Linked DNA regions of Homo sapiens: region 2 is linked to region 1. The links are chromatin loops, found by intact Hi-C in ENCODE. Cell type or tissue: CD4-positive, alpha-beta T cell. All regions are shown on one strand. Each heading gives the region's core, and the rest is flanking DNA. Links, peaks and the distances in the headings are about the cores only.

What was found. Peaks named below come from ENCODE experiments on the same cell type or tissue, not always from the same donor. Only the 100,000 strongest peaks of a DNase experiment are listed, where the experiment ranks them.
Region 2: a loop joins it to region 1, with 14 times the contacts of the local background. A loop is called at or near these places in 14 of 110 quality-filtered maps.

Annotation. Positions count from the first base shown.
Region 1 is chr16:78,765,857-78,774,433 of GRCh38, reverse strand. The region is part of intron 8 of WWOX (WW domain containing oxidoreductase); the gene reads right to left. Among named protein-coding and RNA genes, the nearest start is that of WWOX-AS2, 270 kb to the right of the region's middle. RefSeq lists an enhancer at 5,625-5,704. In CD4-positive, alpha-beta T cell, for the core only: CTCF peaks have their summits at 3,499 and 3,701 (motif pointing right); DNase peaks (open chromatin) are centred at 3,703 and 5,533; H3K4me3 peaks cover 850 bases; H3K27ac peaks cover 1,482 bases.
Region 2 is chr16:78,702,189-78,710,765 of GRCh38, reverse strand. The region is part of intron 8 of WWOX (WW domain containing oxidoreductase); the gene reads right to left. Among named protein-coding and RNA genes, the nearest start is that of WWOX-AS2, 210 kb to the right of the region's middle. In CD4-positive, alpha-beta T cell, for the core only: a CTCF peak has its summit at 4,879 (motif pointing left); a DNase peak (open chromatin) is centred at 4,855.

The sequences.
Region 1 (8,577 bases), core at 97-8,096:
ACCTATCATCATTCAGAACTCTTTCTTTTTTTTTGAGACATTGTCTCGCTCTGTCACCAGACTGGAGTGCAGTGGCGCGATCTCGGCTCACTGAAAACTCCGACTCCCTGATTCAAGCGATTCTCCTTTTTCAGCCTCCTGAGTAGCTGGGATTACAGGCGCCTGCTACCACGCCCAGCTAATTTTTGTATTTTGAGTAGAGACAGGGTTTCACCATGTTGGCCAGGATGGTCTCCATCTCCTGACCTCATGATCTGCCTGCCTTGGCCTCCCAAAGTACTGGGATTGCAGGGATGAGTCACTGCACCCAGCCTAGAAGTAATGTTTAATAAAAATCTCCAGCCCTTCTTTCAGAAGGACCTAGACGGGCTTCCTTCAAGGAACATGAAAAAATTAAGTTGATGTGTGGACACCAACATATGCACATGCATCTTTAAACAGTGTGAAAGAGTCTCATTTCAGCCACATGCTTTCAGAGTCATGTTTTCAAATTCCATGAAGGGCCTGGGAAAACTGTGTTAAATTCCAATTCTGGATCTCCCATACAAGTATGCGAATGATGCCAACAGAAGTTAAATACAATAATCGTTTTGCAGCCAAGCTCCCTGTTCAGAACTCACATGCAAAGTACTGCCTGATCCCAATTAGCTCAAACTTGTTTTTGCTTCTCTTTGTTTGTCGCCTCCTGCCCACCTTCCAGGGACTCCTCATTTTGGGTTATTTGTTCAGACTTCAACTCCAGACACACCACTGTGATTTCGTTTTTAATAAACACTATCCAGTGAGTAGCGGAAAACAATGAGAGGCACCTGCACTCTATTATAACTTCTCATTCCACCCACGAGTGCGGAGCTATGAATAAGTGAGAGCCCCACTAGTCTAAGAATAGTAACAGCGTTTTCCCATCAACACAGCATCCTCCAACTTCAGCTAACACAAGGGACAAAGTACCCTGCTGCCCGCCTCATTGTTTTAAATGAGGGAGGAATGTCCCGAGGGGAGCCAAATGTCTGCGCTCTGCAGCCAATGACTTACCCATGGGTGGGACCAGAGGATGGTCCATTCCAAGCTAGGAAACAGCTGAACATTCCTGAAACCTTAGGGATAGGGAGTGCTAATGACTGACAGTCCAGAAGCCAGAGCCAGAAGTTGTAGTAGAAGGAACATGGGGTGTGGAATCGGAGAACACAAACTCGGGCTCTACTTATTAATAGAACAAATATATATTAACTGCCCAACAAATGTTTAGGCACTGTTCTAGCGGCTTAGGATACCGACAAAATCGTCAAAGTCCCCTGCCCTCATGAAGCTTACAATCTAGCCACTCACTAGCCACTGAGCAAGTTACCTAATTTCTTTTTGTTTGTTTGTTTGTTTCTTTTGTTTGTTTGTTTTGCTTTGGAGACAAGGTCTGCAAAACAGACCTTGATGCCCAGGCTGGAGCACAGCGGCATGATGACAGCTTTCTGCAGCCTCAGCCTCCTGGGCCCAAGCAATCCTCCCACCTCCACCTCCTGAGTAATTGGGACTACAGCCATGTACCACTGCACCCCATTATTTTTTTGATTTTTACTTTAAGTAGATACAAGTTCACGCTATGTTGTCCAGGCTGGTCTCAAACTTCTGAGCTCAAGCAATCCTCCTGCCTAAGCCCCACAAAGCGCTGAGATTACAGGTGTGAGCCACCGCGCCTAGCCAACTTACCTAGGTTCTTTGAGCCTCTGTTCCCCTCCTGTGGAATGAGCTAAACATATGCCTATGCCCCAGTGGCTTGAAGCCTGGAATTAGCTAGTAGTAGCCATGCTGGTAATAACAATCACCACTTTTTTATTTGTTTGTTTAATCTCTTCCAAAGTATTTGTTACCTACAAAAGGGAAGATAATAACTTCACACTGCAGAACCCAGAAGTCATCACATTAACCAAATGATCAAGATTAACATTTCCAAGAAGAATTACACGTCTACTGGAATCAACCTAAATGTCCACAAATGACAGATTGGATTAAAAAAAAAGTAGTGAATATACACCATGGAATACTATGCAGCCATATAAAAGAATGCGATCATGTCTTCTGCGAGAACACGGACGGGGCTAGAAGCCATTATCCTCAGCAAACTAATGCAGGAAGAGAAAATCAAATACTGCATGGCCTCACTTACAAGTGGAAGCTAAATGATGAAAACTCAAGGACACAAAGAAAGAACAACAGACACTGGGGCCTGCCTGAGGGTAGAGGGAGAGAGGAAGGAGAGGATCAGAAAAATAACTATTGGATACAAGGCTTATTACCTGGGTGATGAAATAATCTGTTCAACAAACCTTTGTGACATGAAGTTACCTATATAACAAACCTGCACATGTACCCCTGAACCCAAAATAAAAGTTAAAAAAAGAATTACAGGTCCAATTAACATTTCCAGTAAGAACACACATATACACTAATAATCCCTTGGTAAAATACACTGAGAGGGAAGTATCATTTTTGTACTATTCTTTTCAAAAAAATGGTTTTTATTGTAGTACAATGTATGTAACACAAAATTTGTCATTTTAACTTTTTTTTTGTGAGAGAGCTAGACTGAACTCGTTAAAGCTCACCTTTGCTGTGATCCAACTCTTATTTATTTATTTATTTATTTATTTATTTATTTATTTATTGTGAGACAGAGTCTTACTCTGTTGCCCAAGCTGAAGTGCAGTGGCACAATCTTGGCTCACTGCAACCTCCACCTCCTAGGCTCAAGCAATTCTCCTGCTTCAGCCTTCCAAATAGCTGGGATTACAGACACCCACCACAATGCCCGCCCAATTTTTGTATTTCTAGTAGAAACGGGGTTTCACCATGCTGGCCAGGCTGGTCTCGAACTCCTGACCTCAAGTGATCCGCCCATCTCAGCCTCCCAAAGTGCTGGGATTACAGGCGTGAGCCACCGCACCCAGCGCATTTTAAGCATTTTTAAGGATACAATTCCGTGGCATTAATTACACTCATGATGTTGAACAACCATCACTTCTATCTCCAAAACTCTTTCATCACCTCAAACAGTAATAACCACCTTTGAACATATATTTAGGTTGGGCATGCATGTTCTTCAACCTCAACAGAAGCTGGGGGTTGGATCACTGTGATAGCTTCCTAACTGGATACCCTGTTTCAGTCTTCACCACCTATCCCTTACCAATCCACTCAACACAGCAGCCAGAGCGATCTTTTCAAAGAGTAAGTCAGTTCCGGTCAGTTCTGTGTTCAAGACTATCCAAATGGATCTCCATCCCTTAAAATGCGTGCTCTGGCCAAATGCTAATTCTCTTCCCTTCATCCACACCTGCTGTGTTGCAGCTGGCTTACTTGCATGCCATGCCGGCTGACCTGAGGGCCTTTGCACGTGCGGTTCCTTCTGCCTAGAATGTTCTGCCTCCAGCAATCCCTTCCTTCATGTCTCTGCTCCAAATGTCACCTTTTTAGAGAGGTCTTCCTTGTACAGTCTCTATCAAACAGCACACATAATAATTCTTACGCTCCTCGCTCTGCCTATTTTCCCATAGCACTGATTAGCATCGGTGCCAACCGTCCACAGATGACGTCTCAGTACCAGGCACATTTAGCATTGCTCGGCTTGGGAGGAAAGAAGAGTTTCCCCTTTGCCAGCGGACGCCATGTCCAGCTTCGCCAGTAGAGGGCGCTGCAGGGACACTGGCGCAGACGGGTTCTGGTGCGAAGCTCCCATAGGGGCATCTCCCTGTGGGCGGTTCACTTCGGGGAGGGGGGGAGGGGGCGGGAGTTTCCCGGCACTCCACCCCTGCAGGCTGATTTCCAGAGACTTCCTTGGTAGGCACCTCCCACAGACGTCCTTCCCTGGCACCACAGAGAGCGGTTTCCCAGTGAGTCCCACCTTTATGGGGGCTTCAGTGAGAACCTTTCTGCCATCCAATGGGCCATGGCCCAGTCCAGATCCCAGTCCTGGCCCGTGGGGACCCCAGATTTGCTCTTTCCTGGGTGTACTGCCCCATCCCCCATTGGTACTGGCTGCTCCCAAATCTGTATTCTTGGATTCTTTAGAGTTAAATTTTTTTTTTGTTTGAGACAGAGTCTCACTCTATGGCCCAGGCTGGAGTACAGTGGTGCAATCTAAGCTCACTGCAACCGCTGGCTCCCGGATTCAAGTGATTCTCCTGCCTCAGCCTCCCAAGTAGCTGGAACTACAGGAGCACACCACCAACCCCGACTCACTTTTGTATTTTTAGTAGAGACGGGGTTTCACCATGTTGGCCAGGCTGGTCTCGAACTCCTGACCTCAGTGATTGGCCCACCTCGTATTCCCAAAGTGCTGGGATTACATGCATGACCCACCATGCCCGACCTACTCTTTTTTATTTTATTTTACTTAAAGACACGGTCTCACTCTGTCACCCAGGCTGTAGTACAGAGGTGAGATCATAGCTCACAGCAGCCTCAACCTCTTGAGCTCAAGCGATCCTCCTGCTTCAGCCTGCCAAGTAGCTGGGACCCCCACATGCTCCACCACACACGCCCAACTACTTTTTATTTATTTTTATTTTTATTTTTTTATTTTATTTTTTATTTTTTGTAGAGACAGGACCTCCCTATGTTGTCCACACTGATCTCGAACTCCTGGACTCAGGCGATCCTTCCACCTTGGCCTTCCAAAGTGCTGGGATTACAGACAGGCATGAGTCACTGTGCTCGGCCTGATTCTCTTTACCCTTTAGTAGCCAAAACCCTGTTGTAGCTAATAATTCTTAATATTAAATCTTCCCTGTTAAAATTATGATATAGTTTCTGTCTCCTAACTGGATCCTGACTGATGGAGTAACAGACATGGTAAAAATAAATAAATAAATAAATAAATAAATAAATAAATAAATAAATAAATAAATAATGTGGGGGGTGGGTGGGAGGGATTACATTTGTTAATTACCCATTTTATCTCCATCTGTCACAGAATGCAAGCAAGGACTTTGCTTTGTTTACCACGATGTCCCCAATGGCTACAACATGTGCTTGACAGGTTACAAGCACTGGATAGGAAGGAAGGAGGGGAAGAGAGGGGGCGGAGCAAGAGACATTGTGAAAAAGAGAAAGGATGGAGGGAGGCAGGATGGATGGATGGATGGACAGACGGATGGACGATGGTGACTCCCCCCAACTCCCAGGTGGCATTACACGGGCTGTAACAGCGCCTGGTATATAGTAAGCACTCATGAAATAGTCATATATGAATCTCTTTGCAGCCCTTACATAATTTCCATTTAACCTTTCCATCCTTCCACCAATTATTTGGAATACCAAAATACCTCACTATCAAATGCCAGAGCCTTATAAAGATGGCCTTGTGGCCCCTGCGCCTACCCAACCCCAACAACTCTCTTGAAGAAAAATAACAACAAATTGACCAGAGACTGAAAAAGGAAAGCATCTTTGAACCACACCTTCTGGTGCTTGGTTTTATTCTGATGCTCAAAACAGAATGGAAACCGTCCTCCTCCCCTACACCATGGCGCAGCGTCAGCTTCCTGCTTACAAACAACGGCATTGGCGGGTCATGCTCTCCTTTCTCTTTGACTGGAAAGCCCTTCAGGGTCAGTACCTCATTTCTGGTGTGAATATTCACTTTCTCGTTCCACAAAAAGACCCACCAGCAAGCTGTGAAATGAGCATTTCACAAAAGCATAAAACACGCCGATAATTAAAACGCTGGGCAATTAGAGTGACAAACTACACTCCCCAATCTACAGAGTTAATTTCACAACCTCTGAAAATTATAAAGGAAATCTATTTAGAAATTAGGAAGCTCCAAAGCCTTTTTTTTTTTTTTTCCTCGAGATGAAGTCTCACTGTGTCACCCAGGCTGGAGTGCAGCGGCGCAGTCTCCGCTCACTGCAACCTTTGCCTCCCAAGTTCAAGTGATTTTCCACTCTCAGCCTGGTGAGTAGCTGGGATTACAGGCGTGCGCCACCACACCTGGCTAATTGTTGTATTTTTAGTAGAGAGCGGGTTTCAACATGTTGGCCAGTGTGGTCTCAAACTCCTCACCTCAGATGATCCGCCCACCTCAGCCTCCCAAAGTGCTGGGAGTACATGCATGAGCCACTGCACCAAGCCAGGCAACTTTTTTTTTTTTTTTTTTTTTAACTCATCTATCACTTTTTGGCTTGCTTGAGATTTCACTCTCCAACTTTTTTCTACTGTGACCTAGTTGCTTCAGAATCATACTGGCTGTACTTCTTTGCTTATAAAATAACCGACCCCCCCGCCCCGCAGCCTAAAAAAGGGACAAAATCCAAAGCCAAGAATTACAATTACCCGGTAAAACACATAATAAGAATACAATACAGCTAATGAAAAAGCACAGGGGGTGGAATACCAACCTCCCCAATGTAAACAACAACTGTCTCTTTCAATTACCGTTTTCTTTTTACCTCAACTTCTAAACAGTACTAGAAGACATTAGCACAGTCCAAACTCGTGGTGCTGGAAGGTTATCATTAGCCAAAAGAAAGCAAAAATAGAACCAAAAAGCCATGTGAGTATCAAAAATGGATGTTACTTTCTCCAAAGAAGATACACAAACGGCCAGTAGGCACGTGAAAGTACGCTTAACATCATTAGGGAAATGGGAATCAACACTGCAGGGAGGTAACACTTCACTCAGATGGCTATTCTATTTTTTTAAGTAAAATAAGTATTGGGTAGATGTGGAGCAACTAGAATCCTGATGCACTGCTGGTGGGAATGTAAAATGATGCGGCTGCTGTTGAAGACAGTTTGGCAGTTTCTCAAAAGGTTAAGCACACAGATACGAAACGACGCAGCAATTTCACTCCTAGGTATACATGCAGAAGAATCGAAAGCAGAGATCTGAATAGATATTGGTACAATGTTCATAGGAGTATTATTCAAACACACACACACACACACACACACACAGACACACACACACTCACACAGAAACATTATTCAGCCATAACAAAGAAATTTTGTGGCAGGTGTGGTGGCGCAGTCATCTCAGCGCTTTGGGAAGCCCAGGCGGGTGGATGACCGGAGCACAGGAGTTCAAGATCAGCCAGGGCAACACGGCAAAATCTGTCTCTACTAAAAATAAAAAAATAATAATAAAAATAAATTTAAAAAGCCAGGCATGGTGGCATGCACCTCTAGCTCCTTGGGAGGCTGAGGTGGGAGGATCACTGAAGCCCAGGAAGTCAAGGCTGCAGTGAGCTTTGATTGTGCCACTGCACCCCAGCCTGGGCAACAGAGTGAGACCCTGTCAAAAATGGAAGGAAGGAAGGAAAGAAGGAAGGAAGGAAGGGAGGAAAGGAGAGAGAGAAGGAGGGAGGGAGGGAGGGAGGGAAGGAGAGGAAGAAAGAAAGAAATTTTGATATATGCTACAATATGGATTGACCTTGAAAACAATTTCATAGATGCAGAAAGTAAAGTAGGGGTTACCAGAGACCACAAGCTTGGGGAAGTGAGGAAGGGGCAGTTATTTTTTAAAAGATGTGATGAAAATATTTTAGGTATAGGTAATGCTGATGGTTACACAACATTGTGAATATATTTAATGACTATGAATTTTACACTTATAAATTAAAATGATAAATACTAAGTTGTGTACATTTTGCCAAAATAAAAAAAGTAAAGGTCACAAAACCTGAACATTAAAATCTGTGGAAGAGCTTGATCTGCCCTTGCTCTGAGCCTGTTCAGGCCCTTTTTTCAAACAAGTCTAACAAACTTGATTAACTGAATTCCTTGTCTTAAAAACTTTGGAGAGAGCTAACTCACAAGGCCTCTGAGCATGTTTTTCTTTTTTAGAGACAAGGAGACAAGCTCTCCCTCTGTCGCCCAGGCTGGAGTGCAACAGCACAATCACAGCTCACTTCAGCCTCCACCTCCTGAGCTCAAGCAGCCCTCCTGCCTCAGCTGCCTGAATAGCTGGGACTACACGGAGGAGACACGACAGCCGGCTAAATTTTTTTAAGACGTGGGGTCTTGCTGTGTTGCCCAGGCTGGTTTTGAAGCCATAGCCTCAAGCAATTCTCCCACCTCAGCCTCTCCAAGTGCTGAGATTACAAGTGTGCTACCATGCCCGGTCTCCTCTGCACATTTTAATAAGGCTAGCGACACACAGGAGAGATGACGAAGAGCAAGGCTTTCTACCAGCGCTAGGTGATTCAAGTTTACCTGGTGGAATCCTTTTTTGAGTAGCCCAGAAAAGGCCAAGGCACGCAGTATGTCCTGCCCCTGGCAAATGGAACCTGACCCAGTTCCCACCGACTATCAGGGGACGGTATGTGTGACCACACCTCTGACCACAAATCATTCACCCCGTCCCACTCCTTTGGAACTGCTCATGTCATCTGTGTGCCTGGGCTCTGTAAACCTTTTCTGTGCAGACTTGGGTCTCTCCAGCTGTATTTCCTGGATCTAGTCATACTTTTGTTATACTTTCAAGCCACTGGGATCCCTGATCACCCCTCACTCCTCACACCAATGGGCATGGAAGCCACGTAAATTTCTGCCTCCGCAATGCCTGTGCCACCCACTCTGTCC
Region 2 (8,577 bases), core at 160-8,159, 64 kb after region 1:
GCATGAACCTGCGGTCCCAGCCACTCAGGAGGCTAAGATGAGAGAATCAGTTGAGCCCAGGAGGTTGAGGCTACAGTGAGCCATGATCACGCCACTGCACTCCAGCCTGAGTGACAGAGCAAGACCCTGTCTCAAAAAACAAAATCTATATATACACATATATGTATATATTTATATATATTTTATATATTTAGATATATACTTGCATAAATATATAAAAATATATAAAATATAAATATTTTTAAATATAAAATATATTTATATAAATATATATATATATATATATATATATGAGATCCATTAGCTTTAATTGCATCAACAGAAGGGATAAATTCTTGCATCCCACTGGTGTGGCCAATGCTGCATAGCAGATGCGGAAGGCTCTGGAGGGTTAGTGCGCACTGGGAAAAGGAAGGATGGAGCGGCTAGAAGCAGCTGCCGCATTTCTTGAAGACTACTTTCAGAGACAAATCTCCCTGCAGTTAACTGTGTGTGGAAAGTAATGACTCTCAATGCCATTCAGGAAACCAGTCCCCAGGTGCCCCAAGTGTGCACGCCACTGGGTGATTTGAACGGGGAAAGCCTGTTCTTAGGCCTCTAGGTGGTAAACACAAGCAGGTCAACATGAGGCAGACATCCCTGTAGGAGTATGTCACTGCCAGCAAAAAGAAACACACGAAATAGCAGAAAATAAACAACTGCTCCTGGCCCAGGCTGGTAAGAAAGGCAACTATCGGCCGGGGGCGGTGGCTGACGCCTGTAATCCCAACACTTTGGGAGGACAAGGAGGGTGGAACACCTGAGATCAGGGGTTCAAGACCATCCTGGGCAACATGGTGAAACCCCATCTCTACCAAAAATACAAAAATTAGCTGGGCGTCGGGTGGCGGGTGCCTGTAATCCCAGTTACTCGGGAGGCTCAGGCAGGAGAATCACTTGAACCCAGAAGACGGAGGTTGCAGTGAGCTGAGATCACACCACTGCACTCCAGCGTGGGTGACAGAGAGAGATTATCACAAAAAAAAAAAAAATGCTTACTGTTGCTTTGGAAGAAGAGGCCCCAACACAAAGCCAATTTCACATGCATCAGCAGACTTGGAATCACAGGGCAGTTGGTTTTCATTCCCTGTTAAAAGGCCTGAAATGTGAAGGTACCCACAGCACGCTCACCTGAAAACCCCTTAGCAGGGCAGTGCAGACAGGCAAGTGTTCAGGAAGATGTTCTAATGAAGAGAAGAGGCACACCGTCTATCAGATTGAGAGGGCCTGTGTCAGAGATGAACAGAATACCCTGGTAATATCCCAATCTCACCAAGGCTGATCTGACAGAGCCCGATTACTTGCAACAGGCTGGGCCCGCTACCCAGGCCCTGTGAACCGGAATGGCCGAGAATCGCGGGCTTTCCTTCAGCCAGACAACTCCAACAAGCTTCTCTCTGTGATCACTACGTAAGTTAAATGAGTTAATCTTGTTTTCCAGATGAACTGTTATTTTGTCTCCCGCAGGCAGAGATTACGGGATAAAAGCATTGTGTTAACAGGAGGGCTGGGGGCTTTCCAGAGCCACATTCCACACACACAGAACCCCTCTCTCCAGTTCTTCCTCCCATTTCTATTTTTTCATGGATTTAGAGAACGAGGAGGAGAGTAGGGAACTTCAAAATGACACGCAGGGCGATAAACCTTTCAGATGAATGATGTCACTTCATAAGGGGTCAGGGGGCCAATTTATTTTCACGTTTCGAAACATAGTTTATGAGCCTGATAAAATTTAAAACACTTCTAGGGCAAAATGGATGTGCAAGTGACACTGAGTTTTGAACTCTTTCCCTGCCTTCTTTTTATTTTTCTGACTTACTCTTGAAACACATCAGTCAACAACCAGCTTATACTGAGGGTCCTTTGCATACAAGCCCTTTGCTGGGCGCTGTGAAAAATAATTTTTTTATGGCCAACACCTGGTTTCTTCCCTCAAGGAGCCTTATGCCTCTGTCACTGATTTCAACGTCATGTATCTTTTTAATTTTTTAAAGCCATTTTGGAGTGCGGACAATAATAAACGCACTTGGAGGCAAAGCCACTGAACTCACTGGGTTCTAATCCCAGTGGTCCACCACAGTTCACTGTGAGGTCTTGAGCAAGTTACTTAACCTCTCTGACCCCTAGGTTTTTTAATCTGGAAAGGGGTAACAAGTACACCCAACTTTCAGGGCAGTTGTCATGATAAGCAACAGAGTATGCAAAGCTTTCAGCAGATGGTAAACGCTTGATACAGAGTCATTTCCCAAGGTAGTGTCAGAATCACAGGAGGAAAGATACCAAGACCCTGTGACACAGCAGGGCAGAAACAAAAAGATGTCACAGGTAGGTGCTACGTCTAGCAAATAAAAACACAGGATGCCGAGTAAAATTTGAGTTTCACATAAACAACAAATCATTTCTTAGAAGTATATCCCAAAGAAAATTTTTAGAGTATATGCTCCAAATACTGCATGGGATACATTTTTAAAAAATATGTTATTTACCTGAAATTCACATTTAACCAGGTGTCCTGTTTTTGTTTTTGTTGTTTTAAGACACAGGGTCTTGCTCTACCACTCTGGCTGGAATGCAATGGTGCAGTCATAGCTCACTGCAGCCTCAAATTCCTGGGCTCAGGTGATATTCCTGCCTCTGCCTCCCAAGGTGCTGGGATTATAAGTGTGAGCCACTGTAACAGGCCAGGTGTCCTGTATTCTATCTGACAATCCTAGCCATGGGATTTCAGGTCAGAAGACCAAAGATCAAGTGTTATTTACTATTCCATTAAAAGTAATGGCAAAAACCACGATTGCTTTTGCACCAACCGAATAGCATTGTGACTTGGGGACAGATACTTTATTTATTTATTTATTTATTTATTTATTTATTTATTTATTTATTTATATTTTTGAGACAGAGTCTCGCTCTCTAGCACAGGCTAGAGTGCAGTTCTCCTGCCTCAGCCTCCCAACTAGCTGGGACTACAGGTGTGCACCACCACACCAGGCTAATTTTTGTATTTTTAGTAGAGATGGGGTTTCACCATGTTGGCCAGGCTAGTCCTGAATGCCTGACCTCAAGTGATCCACCCGCCTTAGTCTCCCAAAGCCCTGGGATTACAGGCATGAGACACCATGCTGGGCCTTAAAAAGATTGAATACTGCAGATTTTGAGCATCTGTAGCCTTTATTTCTGACTTCGGTTCCTGATATGGCAAGAGAGAGCTCAGATGCACAGACTTTTCCAAAGCAAACCTTGCAGAATGAGCTGAGAAGGAAGCTATACCAACTAGCCCAAGAAGATGTCCAGAACCTCTGATGCTTGTGCATAAAAAGGAGCAATGCTCCTGGTGAGGTGGCACAGACAAGGACGCATGGCCAATGTCTTATACCTTGCACACTTCTTTCCCTATATTTAGTGGTTACACAATTGTTGAGAAATGTAGAGATTTTTGCATGTACGTTAACTTCTGCTTCTATAGCTTTTTAATATATCTGAGGAATTATTTTATTCCCAAAAGACTGATGGTGCTCTGATGGGAGTAAGGGGTGGTAAAAGAAGGTAGAAAAATAAAAATAAACCCTTTAACACTAAGATTATTTGAGTGATCAGAATCAACACTATAGGAAGGCTCTGTGATAACCTGGATGTCAATTATTCCAGCACTTTGTCCTTGAAGGGGAATACGTTCTTTTCTGCTTAAAATATTCCATGGTTTACATGGATCATGGTCTCCTTAGGCCTACTAGGCAACTGACTGATTCACTTCCAAAGGCAGTTTGTGCCAGGCATGACGGCTGATGCCTGTAATCCTAATACTTTGGGAGGCCGAGGCGGGAACACTGCTTGGGCCCAGAAGGTCAAGGCTGCAGCCAGCCAGGATTGCGTCAATTACACTCCAGACTGGGTGATAAAGTGAGATCTGTCTCCAAAAAAAAAGGTAGTTTGTATCCTGAGTCAGTTGCAAGGGTAGCTGTCAGGAAGAACCATCTGAGGTGCCAATTGCGTCAGTACCATGTGTACCCACAGGTCAAAAGGGAAACTGCAAGGATCGAGAAAGAGCAGCTGAAAGAGCCTTTCCTCTCCTGGATAAGTTTTCAATGTTGCCATAATTGGAAAAAAACTATTTTCTTGGGACCAATTACCAAGCCAGAGAGACTGCACCAAGTGTGCTGAGCTCTCTTGTTCCTGCCTGCAGCTTCTTTGTAGTTGACGAATGAAAGAATATAAAGGGAAATGAAAAGCTTCAAAAAGAGGAGAGGAAGAGCCCCAGGAAAGCAACAGAGATGGAGCTCTTGATTACAGAAAGAAATCTGAAATGGAATCGGGAAGGCTCAGGATGCCCCCAGAGAGATTCCTGGAGAAGGCATCTAATTTAACAGCAGAGAGAGAAGATGGCAAGGGTGCTTTAGCCTGGCTCTGGAAAGAAATAAGAGATGTGTTGAAGGATGTGTGTGAGACTGACAGACACAGACAGACAAAGTTTATATGGGTCAAATAAGGAAAAAGTGAATCTAAAAAGCTACACATATGCACGAAAACTGTTTTCTTTTTTGATATCCTTATTAAATAGGGGGCTTGATAAGATGGAAATGCCTTAATTAAGAATGATTTTTATAAACATGCTGTGATCACACTTGCCATCAAATATGGGTGAATTTAGTCAAAAAAAAAAAAAAAAAAAAACCTGCCATAACTCTGACTGGAGACAAAGTATGTGTCATTAGAATGAAAGCTTCTTGAGAATACACACCTATCTGAGTCACTGCTGTACGCACAGCATCTAAACCACGTTCCACACTCAAACATTCCTTAGTGTGTAAATAAACAGATGCTTATATCTAGCAGGTCATATTCCTTACTCAAGATACACTACCACCACCTTGTGGCAAAGTACCAGAATTGTAGGAATAGGAATAGGGTTTTTGTTTTATTCTTGTTTTTTCATTTTGTTTTCAATGTATGTGTGCACAAAAGCAGTATGTGCTCTGATGGTACATACAGCATTACACAAAGTCACCAAAGGCATAGAAAAGGAAGTAAAAAAGCAAATAAATAAATAAATAACTAAATAAACAGTTTTACATGGGTGATCATACAGCTACAACATCAGCTTTTCCCCAGTCCTTTTCTGTTACTTTAAGTATTTACTGCATGAAACCCTCCCAGAATTTTTAAGCTGCACCACTGCAGGCTAAGAGCAGAGCCAGCACTTCTTACATTAGCAAACGTGTGAGGCGAAGGGAGGTTTGATTGACAACTGACAAACTGATGACAGAACAAAGAAGGAGCCTCCACTTGGGAACACAACGCATTTTTACAGCCACTTTCGCCTTGGCTTGTTTTTATATTCTCCCCAAAGAAGTCCCTTTGACTCTCTTATGTGTTGTTTTGTGTTGTTTTTCATATAGACCATGTTGTCAGCTAGGTCCGGAAGCAACAATGAATATAAAGTACTGGGCAGGACAACATTTGATAAATGTAAACAATATGCATAGAGAAAACCTCTCAGATGAAAAATCCACATACATTTTTAGCGGCCGTCAGACTGAATGCAAATGGCTTTGGAAAATATAAGTGGTTGGCTTTTTAATATCAAAGAAAATCACAGCCTTTTCTCTAACACTGAAAACACTGCGGCACTAAAAAGGAATAACTAACTCAATAAACCAGGCAGCTCATTTTCAGCATGCAAAAGTCATGGTCCTTGCCCTTACCTTAGAAGCAATGTTGCACTTCTAGAAATGTTAAATGGCGGACAGGTTAAGAAAACCAAGACTGTCGCTGGTTTTTAAGGCTTCCTCCTCTTTAAAAAAAAAAAAAACAAGTTGTATTTTAGAGGAAGAAGCAGCAATTAAAAAAAATAAAAGAGTTGGGGTGGCCCACAAAAGAAGCCACGTAATGTCAATGCTCTGAAACTGCTCAGCCTCAGTTGTTTTCCAAGTCAACATGCTGGCTGTCTTGCCTGAAAGAAAGGAGTCAACAGGGAGAAAATAATAGAGCATTTCCAGAATTCACCCAGCAGCTCGGAAAACTGTCTGCTTACTATTACACAGTTTTAACATGTCATAATCATTTTCACAGTAAAGATACCCTTCCTGCAGTTTAGACCAAGAATGCATGACTAATTTTAACCACTTGTGCAAATCTCCTAATGGAAATTTCAAACGGCTTTTATGGATTAGAGTTTCGTAAACTGTATGGAGAGCTGCAACAGATACTAAGTCTCGTTGTTGCTCATGTCAGCCCGTCAGTGCCTAATGAGTTACTGAAGATCCGTGGGCAATCATACACTACTTACAGAAACTATAATTCTTGTTGGCACTACATGTATTGTGCATTATATGTATAAAAGATAAAACCAAGCATTGTGAAAATGCAGATGAATGAGAAGGGAAGGGAGGTAGGTCATGTGCTGACATCTTAAGTTTCACCAGAACGTAGTCAAGATGAGGAAATTTTGGAGATACCCGCTATGGGATCCAAGTTGAGATCATCAAATGCTAAGGTAGGTTGCACTGTTTCCATTTTATAGACAGATGTTGAGGCTCAGAGAGGTTACATAGTTGCCACAGGGAACACAGCTGCTGGAGGTTAAAAAAAAAAAAAATCACAGCCTGCCCCTTTCCACCATGACGTGCTGGGTGGAACAACATCTAGTGAATTGAAACAGATGGCTGGGAGATTTAAGAATCAAGTTCACTTGGAGATGGATAGGGGTGATGGTTGCACAACAGGAATGCCCTTTTATGCCACTGAATTGTGCACTGAGAAATGGTTAAAATGATAAATATTATGGTATAAATCTTTTACCAAGTTTTTAAAAATAATAAGTTCCAAAACTCTTTCCCACTGAGAGATTGAGAAGATCAGAGTCATAGTTCAGAAAAATGTTCTGTCATACCCAGTTCTGTGCCCACAGCAGTACCAGCAACTCAGAGCATAAAAATCAAAATATTCTCCCTGTGAAGTCAAAATCAGTGAGGTAGTTGGAAACACATTTTGGGATATTCTTCCCAACCCAAGAAATTCAAGCATTTGAAATTTCCGAGTTACCCATCTTTTTTATGGTGATTCTTTCTTTTTCCAAAAAAAACCAAACAAACAAACAAAAAAAAACAAAAACAAAACAGCATCTCACTCTGTTGCCCAGGATGAAGTGTAGTGGTGAGACCAGGGCTCACTACAGCCTCAAACTCCTGGACTCAAGGGATCCTCCTGCTTCAGCCTCCCTCTGAGTAGCTGGAGCTACAGGTGCAAGCCACCATCCCCAGCTAATTAAAAAAAAAAATGTGTAGAGACAGAGTCTCTATGTTACCCACACTGGTCTTGAACTCCTGAGCTCATGCAATCCTCCCACCTCAGCCTCCCAAAATGCTGGAATGACAAGTAGGAGCCACCATGCCCGGCCTTAACTCCCATTTTGTTAGAAATTTTCACAGGAAAGATGGGAGAGAAGCTGACTTATGAGAGAAACAAGGTAGATGGGCTGCCGGGGTGAATGTGGGTAGTTATGACACACAGAGAAAAGAGACAGACTCTTGTCAGGAAGGAGCGGAGAAGAGAAGGAACATCATAAAAACTCACGACCACCCCTCCCTCTCTTGGCTCTTGATTTGCCTCCTGACTAAAAGCAAGGTCCCTGCAGCCCTCTACCTAACATCCCATCATCGGAGGAGCCTTCTCTGATCCCAACAAGCACTGCAAGATTCCATAATTACTTTTTAGATCAATTTTCTTAGGAAAGGGAGCGGAGAGTTATCCTATGATGATCTACAAGAGCAAGTGTGGGAGTTCTGGAAAAGGAGGAGAGCTCCCAAGGCATCTGTTTCCAGAAGCTCCTATATAATCCCCCTCTCCTGCAGTGAGCAAAGCAGGATTTAACAATGGTGGAAAAGGACAGTTGTTCCAGTTATGTGTTTCCCTCGACCCGCAGCACACAGAGCTTCTCCAAATACACATGCAAGAGGTGTGCAGACAAATCTGCTTCCTCTGCGATCTTTCCATTCTCAATTCATGTTCTCTTTCTAACCTTTGGCTTTCTCCCTACCAGTTACATCATTTCTTTTTTTTTTTTTGTTCTTTTTTTTGAGACAGAGTCTTGCTCTGTTGCCCAGGCTGAAGTACAGTGGTGCAATCTCAGCTCACTACAACCTCCACCTCCCAGATTCAAGTGATTCTCCTGCCTCAGCCTCCCGAGCAAGCATTTGGGATTACAGACATGAGCCACTGTGCCTGGCTAATTTTTGTATTTTTAGTAGAGATGGGGTTTTATCATGTTGGCCAGGCTGGTCTCAAACTCCTGACCTCATGGGATCTGCCCACCTCAGCCTCACAAAGTACTGGGAATTACAGGCGTGAGCTACCATGCCCAGCCTGGTTACATCATTTCACCAGCTTCTCTGTCTACAAGAAAGCACTACTGGCTATTTCTTCCTTTTTATTTTATTTTATATTTTATTTTTGAGACAAAGTCTCACTCTGTCACCCAGGCTGGAGTATAGTGGAGTCATCACTGCTCACTGCCGCCTCGAGCTCCCAGTCTTAAGTGACTCT